3 separate regions of the Homo sapiens genome follow, and all the other regions are linked to region 1. The links are chromatin contacts, found by Hi-C or POLR2A ChIA-PET in ENCODE. All regions are on one chromosome and are shown on one strand. Each heading gives the region's core, a stretch centred on a gene start or an enhancer-like site at or near the end of the contact. The rest is flanking DNA. Distances are from core to core; before and after follow the strand shown. Region 1 holds the start of KLF5 (KLF transcription factor 5). Region 2 has its middle 230 kb from the start of KLF5. Region 3 overlaps PIBF1 (progesterone immunomodulatory binding factor 1).

Region 1 (3,239 bases), core at 259-2,758:
AATATACGACACGCCAAAGAGCTACTAAATGAAGTGTCTTGAAATAAACTGAACTAAACCCTTTCGTGCACTGCGCTCCCGCGGCGGTTAGTGGTTTCTGATTTTAGCTCTTCCAGCTGTTTGCATGTGGGTATGTTTCCAATTTTTTTTTCCTTGGGACAGGCTAAAAGTCCCGGGAAGTTTTTTCTGGGCTATATGACTCCCTGCGTGGGCGAAAGAAACAGGCGGTTGCTCTAATTCGGCTGCTGGGCAAGTGTAAAAGCCAACTGCCAGCTTTCAACGCGGCTCCGGGAGGAAATTTACGTGCACACGAAGAAAACAACACCCCCGGTCTTTTTTTTTTTTTTTTTTTTTTAAGGAAAAATAAGCGCTCCGACACAACCTTAGCTTTCCTAACTCTCATTTTCCAAACGCGGCCCGCAATCGCTTCTAAAGCAGGTTGAGCCACCGGGTATGAAACCTTGGGGAACCTCTCCCCAGCACCCCAATTTGCGTTTCTACTTAACCCGAGACGATGGGGATGGGGGGGAGGGCTCCAATGCCTTGGCATTGGAGAGCGGTACAGGCGAAGGCGTAATTTAAGTAAAACTGAGCGTAAGGTACAAGGTTTCGTCCCTCAAGTGTAAGAAAAACAACTAAGGTGCGCGTGAGCACCCAGTTCCCTCCCTCTTACCTCTCCCAGGCCGACCCGCCGGGGCAGATTCCCCTCCATCCTTCCCACCCCCGGCCCCCCCCCCCATTTACTCTCAGCGAAACGCGGGGCCCCGGCCAGGCGTGCAGGGCGGGGCTGCCCACCCAGCACCGGCTCCGGTGCGCCCCGACGCACGCCCCAGCCTGGAGCGGCCCCTGTCGCCCGCGAGTCGCAGCAACGGGACACGCCCGAGCCCGGGAGTGCTGCGGTGGGAGGGGAGCGGCTCTTCCTACCTGGACCAGGTCCTCTGGAGGCAGCCGCGGGCCGGTGGCGGGCGGCTGGGCCGGCTGCGGGGCCTGCGCGGGCGCGGGCTGCGCCTGCGGGCGGTGGTGCGCGTGCTTCAGCTCCTCGCCGGGGAAGAGCGCCGCGTCGCGGGCCGGATTCGCGGCGCCCAGCACCGGCTTGAGCTGCGCGAACACCGGCTCGTCCTGCGGCGCCGGCGGCTGGGGCACGGGTCCCAGGCGGGCGCTCATGCTCAGCACCCTTGTAGCCATGGGCACTCGGGGGCGCAGCTCCAGGCGCGGGTCGGGCGCACTTCCCACCTCGCCCACGCTGGCTTGGGTCGGCGAGCTCAGCGCGGGGCTGCCGGCGGAGGAGGGGAGGTTTCGGGTGGACTCCTCAGACAGCGGCAGGCAGTTTTCGAAGGCGCGCACGAAAAGCAAAACTCTTCCGCTCTTCCACACGTAAACGCCAACGTCCTCCGGGCGGCCACTTTCTCCCGCCCCGCCCCACCGTGCTCTCAGGCTCTCCGGAGCCCGCTCCCGCCACCGCCGACCTCCGCGAGAGAACCGCGAGCGCACGTACCTGCCCCGCGACTACTGACACTTGACGCCCGCCTCTATTTCACCCAACTCCGGGGGGGCGGGGCCCGATCGCCTGATTGGCAGCGCCGCCGCGAATCCCGAGGCCCCGAGGCCGGCCAGGCCTGAGCGGCCAGCCTATGAGCAGGGAGAGAGGCAGCCAGGGCCCCGCCTCCGTCGGCCCGACCGCACCCCTCTCGGGCCACGAGCTTCGCGCGCAGGGCGGCCGCGCAGTTTGTACACAACTTCTCTGACAGATTGGGCTGGCGGAGCCGGGGGCGGAGGGAAGTAGCGGAGCGGGTGGAATCTGGGAAGAGGGGGAATTAGGGTGGAGACGCGGAGGGAGATCTCTTCGCACTGTTCTCTGCCAGGATTAGGAAGAAAAAGAGTATTGCACGTCTTAGGTGTTGTGCAAGGACCTGAAACTCAAAAGCTGAAACCCAGAAGGCAGCTAGGTAGGGGCGCTGAGGCTTTTAGAGATTTGTCTAATGAGTGTGTACTTTTAAATATCCAAAATGTACTTCTCTTTAGCAGAAAACTAGGGGCGGTGTGATAAACAAATTTAAAACAGCTCTTGTCCCTGTGTATCTTTAGCAGTGAGTGTATCCGTTTAACAAGGCAAATTCAGAATGCCTGAATAAAAGATTTGATGGCAAGCGTTTTTTCAGATCCTTGCATAAAAGCCTGGGTTTTTCCCACTCCTTCAGGATTTTAATTGCTAGACGTTTTCCCACACATTTCTACTTCCCATCCGTGTGTGGGGAGGAGGGCTTGGGCCATATGAATTTTGAAGTTTCTAATATTTAAGCCGTGTTGATTCTAGCCGAAGCATGGAATCTAATTTAAGCACGACTAGCTCAAACGTGTATTTAAATAGACATTACATCTTTGACTTATTTTTGCTAGCACTGTATGTTCAAAAAATGGACTTTAATATTTACAAAGCAGAAACCTAGCACATTTACCTCACATTGTGGCACCTTTTCCTACGAAGAGACAATCAAAAAGCCGCAAACATAGACACAGAGCAGCTCTGAAAACTGGGAATCCAAATTTGTTGGAAAGTAATAGCCAAATATATTACCATCCATTTACTATGTTGTTATAATGGGAGGGTGAATTTTTGCCAGCAATCACCTAAGGAAACCACTTCCCTTAATCCTTAATGTTCTTGTACATGATTTTATCTGGCTTATTGGGAGGACGGAACAATAAACTGCAATAAAAATGCCTGTGATATTACTACAAATGTACATATGTTGACACACAATATACCATTAGACAGTTTTACATATACCACAGCCTATTCATCACTTCAGAGTAAAACAGCTTTAAAAAAAAGTCTTGGATAAAAACGTTCACTTCAAAGAGTGTATCTATCAAAGGTATGGATCTCATTTTCAATGGGTAGAAAATTAATATGCACATAAAGAAATGTATTTATTATTAGAAAATATAAAATTATGCTGTAAACTGGGTTTTTCTCCTTTTCCTTCTCTTCCTGTTGACACATGATTCATTTTTATAGCTGTGATCACTGCCTTCAGAGAATGGCTGATGACTACTTTCATGTTATCAAAGTATTATTTAATAAGTGCTTTTGCAAGTTTTTCTCTAACCAAGCAGCCCCATGCTGTCCATCTTCATCTTTAAAAAGCTGTCCTGCTTTTCTCTAATGTAAAACCTATCATGTAATTAATTAGCTTAGAAACAGATTATAGAATTAGGATGGGATTTAATGTAACTCT
Region 2 (3,239 bases), core at 445-2,944, 230 kb before region 1:
CAGTAAGAAGGGTGGGAAGACAGAGTGCTAGTGGGAAGTGTGTGAGCTTGACCAGGAAGAGGAAGTACAGGCCAGAGAAATGTCCCGCCCTTCCACTCAGCTCCACACCCCATGCCACAAAACTACTGTGATTAGAAAAGACAGATGCCCGATTACACCACAGCCTGACTACAGCCTGGCCTTTTAGTCTATGCTGACGGGGTAGACATAGAGTTGACAGTAATCTATGAAGCCAAAAATGTTTGTTTGGCCTGGAAAAAAATTTGAGGTAAGCCTCATGAAACCTCCCTCTAGGACACTCTCCCAGCACCAGAGATGAACAGGTATAGTTGTACTGAGGGCCACTCCACCCTAGACACTCCCACGAAATAAGACTCCATCTTAGAACATAGAAAGTGCCCATGTCATCTGTGACATCGCTCATCTCTTGAAAGAAGAAAATCTTCCAGAGGTGGTACCATTTGTTGTTGAGTTATTGGAAGATTTCAAATTCCTCATACAAGGCGCGTTGAGGATACCTGACACCCAACTTGAATGTAGTGCCCAATGCTTATACCATCTCTTCCTGTAACTTTGAAATTGAACTTATTCCACTTTTTACTTTTGGTGGGAAAGATTTCTCTAGTTAATTTTTTTTCCATTCAACAGTCATTTATTGAGCTCCCATTGTGTGTCAAGCAGAAGTGTTTCCTGCCATCTAAGGGAAACTAAAGTCGTAAACAAATACATGATAAAATGTGTGATAAGCGCTATGAGAAAAGTAAACATAGGATGCTAGAGGTGAGGCGGGGACAGAAGAACTGAGTAGATTCTTTAAACCAGTTTCCTAAGTAAAATTCCCCTCCTAAAAGAATTCTCTTTTGGCTACTTGATGCTGGTTACTAATGGAATTCCTGACTAGGATACTAATTTTTTACATAAGTCCCTTATTTAAACTTCCAGGTTTTAAAATAATACTTCATTCAATCATTCAACTGTTATTTTAGCACCTACTATGTGTACAAGTAACTCGTCTTTTGCTTTTCTACATCATGAACCAATGATTTAATGAGCCTCAAGATACCCAGAAAATTTCAACCCCTGAGGAGAAATATCTCAGTCTTTTGCTTGTTATTCTTTGCTCAGCTCTCTGGAAAGAATTCTACAAGAGTACCAGTGAGACATCTAAAATAAAAATAAAAACCACCTTACTGATCCAGGGAAATTTTACGTCAGCATATCAAATTATATCCAAATAGCCAATATGAAAATTGCTATCCAGATTTCATAGCATGATCAAACAATAACAAGAAAAAAACAGTTCCTTCAAAATATGATCGAGGTAAGATAACCAACAATGTTTATCTTCCCCTGAGCTATTGTGATGATTAATAAGATAATGTTCACAAAGGACTTTGAAGGAGTAATGTAATGTACTTTGAAGCATTATCATTTTTTTATTAATGAGTTTTGATTCTGACAGATGCCAGTTGTGCTGCAGCCATGGTAAACCCTTAGTCGTCCCCACAGAGGAAGGGAAATAGGATACGAGGGTGCAGATAGTATGTAGTAGCAGATACACTTGCTCCAGGAGAAAGCCAGATCCTGCTAGGGACAGAAGCTATAAGTAAATCAACTAGAAAACAGTTGGGAGGGGCAGGTGTTATTAGGCTAGTCTGGGCTAGCATAGAAGGAAACACAGTCCAGATCCACATAGAAAAAAATGTAAACAGAAACCCAGGGTTGGCTGGGCGCGGTGGCTCATGTCTGTAATCCCAGCACTTTGGGAGGCCAAGGCCAAGGCGGATCACCTGAGGTCAGGAGTTCGGGACCAGCTGGCCAACATGGTGAAACTCCGTCTCTACTAAAAATGCAAAAATTAGCTGGGTGTGGTGGCAGGCGCCTGTAATCCCAGCTACTCAGGAGGCTGAGGCAGGAGAATTGCTTGAACCCAGGGGATGGAGGTTACAGTGAGCTGAGATCGCACCACTGCACTCCAGCCTGGGCGACAGAGCGAGACTCCGTCTAAAAACAAAAAAAGAAACCCAGGGTTGCGTGAACCAACCAGAGTTCATTGTATTGCATTCATTCATTCACTCATGCACTCTTAGACTGAATATTAAGTGCCTCTCTGTACCAGGTTAAGTGCTAAATGTAAGGGCTATAAAAACAAATAAAACAGCATCTGTGTTTCAGGGGCTTACTTTTCAGTGAGGGGTAGGCAGGAAAAGGAGACAGAGAAACATGGAAACAAGCACTTAAGATTGGAGAGTTGGAAAGTAAGTAGATGAATGAAATAGGTAAAGGTAGAGTCCACTGAGAGGAAGAAGGGCTCCAATTTCAAGGAAGTAAAGTAGTTTGAGAAATTCAAGAAAAATTGCATTTTAAAGGACAGGCAGGGAAGGAAATTTCAGGCAGAGAGAACATTTGTCATATAGACTGCCAGTGTGCATGGCGCCCCCTAGAGTTGTGCCAGTGACCACACCAGACATAGTAACCCTGGAGATGAGGAAAGGTTCAAGTGGCCCACAGTGTAAGGTTAGGCTTGGTCGGAATTTAAGGACCAGTTCTAGAAATTAAGACTTACCCTAAAGGCATTGAGAAAGCTCTTGATGTCTTTAAAAAAAAAAAAAAAAAAAAAAAAGCCAGTAAGTAACCGAACGAAATCGTGGTTTGAAGAGATTTCTTAGCATCATCATAAAATTTGGATTAAAGAGAAGGTTGGGCAGTGAAGAGCTTGTTGTAATTGTCCTTGTGAACAACTTCAAGAAATAGAGAGGAAGGGACAAGATAACACATGTGAAGGAGGTACCATCACACATCACATTTGGATACCGATGATACTGATGAGAGTGAGAATGGGGTCGACAGGGTGCTGGAAGCATCATGAAAGTAATTCTCAGGTTCATGATTTGGGTGGCGGGTAAGTGCACAGCCAGTCACCAAGAGAGGCAAAGGGGAGAAGGGAAAAAAGCCAGAAGGGCGGAAAATTCATGTTTTTCTTCTTATTTTGTTGACTGGCCTCGCCACTCATCCTAGCCCCAAGGAACCTGTGCACCTCCAAGTACAGGTATGTGGTGGGAAGAGAAGAAATACCAGGCAGAGAAACCGGGGCCCCAGAAATAATTCCCTCCCACTTCTCACTTAGGTCTATTGCAAATTTCAAACAAATCCTCTGTCACTACCCTTTCGGATACTTTATTAATGGTGTCTACATGAAAATAAAGGTTCAAATTAAGTTCAGAAAACTTTAAAGCACT
Region 3 (3,239 bases), core at 348-2,847, 140 kb after region 1:
CTCTAAAATTAACTATGTAATTTACTTTAAGAACAAACACATCAAGGTGTAACGACCTAGCACTTACTAAAGATCTACTCTATGTCAGGAACTTCACATCCATTTTCTCATTTTAATTTTGTGGTATTGCCTGGGTTGCAATAGGCAACTAATGATATTTTTCAGTAACTATACAATTAAGTAATGAAAATATAGCACTCAAAAATGGAAGTACTAAAAATTAACGTTTTGGATAACCATTAAAAATGACCTTTCTGAAGAATATCCAATGACATAAGAAAATGTTTACAATGGAATTCTATGACAATAAATTAAACTATTAAATTACAAGCAATAATATCTTAAATAAGAAAGTATATATATATATCTGTATACATTTCCGAGTGGTTATTTTGGATGGTAGGATTACCAGTAATTTTCCAATTTTATGAAATAAACATGGCTTGGTGTGGTGGCTCATGCCTGTAATCCTTGTAGTTTGGGAGGCCGTGGTGGGCAGATTGCCTGAGCTTAGGAGTTTGAGATCACTCGAGACCAGCCTGGACAATATGGTGAAACCCTGTCTCTACTAAAATACAAACAATTAGCCAGGCGTGGTGGCATGCACCTGTAGTCCCAGCTACTTGGGAGGCTGAGGCAGGAGAATTGCTTGAACCTGAGAGGCAGAGGTTATAGTGAGCCGAGATCATGCCACTGCACTCCAGCCTGGGTGACAGAGTGAGTGAGACTCCAACTCCAAAAAATAAAAATAAAAATAAAATAAAATAAACATTACTGTTATAACAAATCAGAAATCTCCTTCCAATTAAATGCTACCCTAAAATATCTAATTCTGGTTGTTGAACATATAAGATTTTAAATCAAATTTAATATGAATGGAATCTATTGTGTAGTAGTTGGAAAATAGGTTCCTTTGAAACTTTAATATATTTTGGTATAGGCTGATGTACAATGAAAACTTTATTTTGCATATAGTTCATTTACTGTTTTGACTGAGTTGTTTTATCATTCGCCTTAAGTTTCCACTGATTTTTTTTTTCTTTTCTTTTTTTGAGAGATGGGAGTCTCTCTATGTTGCCCAGACTGGAGTGCAGTGACTAGTCACAGGTGCAATTATAGTGTACTACAGCTTCAAACTGCTGGTCTCAAGTGATCCTTCTGCCTCAGGCTCCCCAGAAGCTGGGATTACAGGTACATGCCAGTGCGTCTGGCTCCAATCCTTTAATTTCAAATGTGAAGGATTACATATAATTCTCTCAAAGGTTATACTGCTTTTATCTTAAATAAACATAAAAAGAGCGCAAAGCCACCGCTTTCTTTACAAATATCCATTATGAACTCAAATGTGGACTTTGCAAACTTCAGAAATGTATCAGACCCTAACCTGGGATCTTTAGTGCCATTGATCAATTTTGTGCATACAGTAAGCACTCAATAAAAGTTGTTGAATGCATGAAGGAATGCATAAATGTTCTCTTTGGATATCTAGCCTTACTTTCCCGTCATTCAGCTTAGATGACCTGAGAAGCACTTCCTCAAAATAACCCTCTGGCTCACCATGAGAAGAATGCCTGGCACCAGCTGGCAGGAGATATTAATAGCATGCCCATTAGGCACATGTTCAAGGCACATAGATAGCTCAGTGATAGAATCTTTAGAATATTTGGACAGTTAACATTATTTCGAGTATGAATCAGTTGTGGTTCCTTAAATCCTCACTTTAAATATTAAAAACCAACCTCTATTTTTAAAAATTCTTAAAAAAATAGTAATGTGCAACAGCAATAATTGTTTGTGATTCTGAAGAACTCAGCATTTGGGGCTAAGAAAAGCAAAGTTCTAACAGCAGAATTCTTTCTTTTCTGTTTTTCTTTTTTTGGAGACAGAGTCTTACTCTGTCACCCAGGCTGAAGAGTAAGTGGACAATCACGGTTCACTGCTGCCTCGACCTCTTGAGCTCAGGTAATCCTCCCACCTCAGCCTCCTGAGCAGGGTAGCTGGGACTACAGGCAGATGTCCCCATGCCCAGCTAAGTTTTTGTATTTTTTGTAGAGATGGGGTTTTGCCATGTTGCCCAGGCTGTTCTCAAACTCCTGGACTCAAGCAATTTGCCTGCATTGGCCTCTCAAAGTGTTGGGAATACAGGTGTGAGTCACTGCACCCAGCCCTATTTTTTCTTGTAACAAAGATTCTTTTGAAGGATTCAGAGGCCAAAATAGAGAAAAGAATATGACCTTTCCCTTTAAATTTCAAGTTTTAGTATTTTACCTATCATTTACTACTGATAAGTCTCTTACCCACAAAACTATGTTCTATTCTTCCTTAGGCAACATTGGACTAAGAAACAGATATGCTGAAAATTACAAAATATCCTAGGTTACCCATTGTGACTTTTAGAGGAAATGGGAATGGGACTGATTTTTTAAAAATACATAATTCTGAAATATCTGAATCCTCACCAGACAGAATTAAACATTCCAGCTACAAATATATACTTTCTATTCAGCTCGCCTTGATCAAAATTTGGCATATATTTAGTTTAACTGGTAAGAGCCATAAGTTCTAACTATCCTTTTCTTGCTTTCTATAAAGTGCTCTATATTCTACATCACTTTATTTTTTTATTCACCACTATATTAATGAGGATACATCATTTTAGATAGCCATATAGATGTTCTATTTTCTGAGTCATTTTCTTAGTGTACAATGTCTCTAAATGTCTAAATCAGTTCACATAAAAAAAAGCAACTCTGAATTCTCAAACGCTCTGATGAAGAAACAATTTTACTAGGTATCCTGCACTGAGTTAGATAGAGAAAGTGAAAAATAAACAAGAATAAGATGTAGTTGGCACGGCGTGGTAGCTCATGCCTGTAATCCCAGCACTTTGGGAGGCCGAGGTGGGTGGATCACTTGAGGTCAGGAGTTTGAGACCAGCCTGGCCAATACAGTGAAACCCTGTCGCTATTAAAAATACAAAAATTAGCCAGGCATGGTGGCACATGCCTGTAATCCCAGCTACTCGGGAGGCTGAGACAGGAGAATTGCTTGAACCTGGGAGGTGGAGGTTGCAGTGAGCTGAGATCGTGCCACTGCCTCTAGCCTGGGTGACACAGTGAGTCTCTGTCTCAAAAAAAAAAAAAAAAGATGTAGTTGCTAGACTGGGCATGGTGGATCTCTCCTGTGTTTCCAGCACTTTGGAAGGCCGAGGCAGGTGGATCACTTGAGGCCAAGGCCAG

The links. A loop is a pair of places that touch in the nucleus more often than their neighbours do. ChIA-PET counts read pairs that join two places held with the same protein, here RNA polymerase II (POLR2A). Pooled maps may share reads with other maps.
Region 2: a map of esophagus muscularis mucosa shows a loop between it and region 1 (2.5-fold over the local background). The contact joins the enhancer-like site here to the promoter of KLF5 in region 1. A Hi-C loop is called at or near these places in 3 of 168 maps with a recorded cell type or tissue (aorta, chondrocyte and esophagus muscularis mucosa), 1 of 37 single-sample maps with no recorded cell type and 9 of 50 pooled maps. POLR2A ChIA-PET finds 5 or more read pairs at or near these places in 7 of 52 experiments (AG04449, BJ, Caco-2 and 4 more).
Region 3: a map of psoas muscle shows a loop between it and region 1 (1.9-fold over the local background). The contact joins the enhancer-like site here to the promoter of KLF5 in region 1. A Hi-C loop is called at or near these places in 2 of 168 maps with a recorded cell type or tissue (gastrocnemius medialis and psoas muscle), 1 of 37 single-sample maps with no recorded cell type and 5 of 50 pooled maps. POLR2A ChIA-PET finds 5 or more read pairs at or near these places in 2 of 52 experiments (AG04449 and endothelial cell of umbilical vein).

The regions. Positions count from the first base shown.
Region 1 is chr13:73,057,274-73,060,512 of GRCh38, reverse strand. KLF5 (KLF transcription factor 5) reads right to left here and starts at 1,508. Exons shown (of 4, transcript NM_001730.5): 1 at 925-1,508. The coding sequence starts at 1,185. RefSeq lists silencers at 745-834, 1,155-1,764.
Region 2 is chr13:73,285,591-73,288,829 of GRCh38, reverse strand. No RefSeq gene overlaps it. Among named protein-coding and RNA genes, the nearest start is that of KLF5, 230 kb to the right of the region's middle. Within about 2 kb of position 1,694, at least 3 of the 41 ENCODE cell types and tissues checked have a DNase peak (open chromatin) inside an H3K27ac peak, as active enhancers do.
Region 3 is chr13:72,918,614-72,921,852 of GRCh38, reverse strand. The region is part of intron 13 of PIBF1 (progesterone immunomodulatory binding factor 1); the gene reads right to left. Among named protein-coding and RNA genes, the nearest start is that of PIBF1, 140 kb to the right of the region's middle. Within about 2 kb of position 1,597, at least 4 of the 41 ENCODE cell types and tissues checked have a DNase peak (open chromatin) inside an H3K27ac peak, as active enhancers do; they include psoas muscle, where a contact is called at or near this core.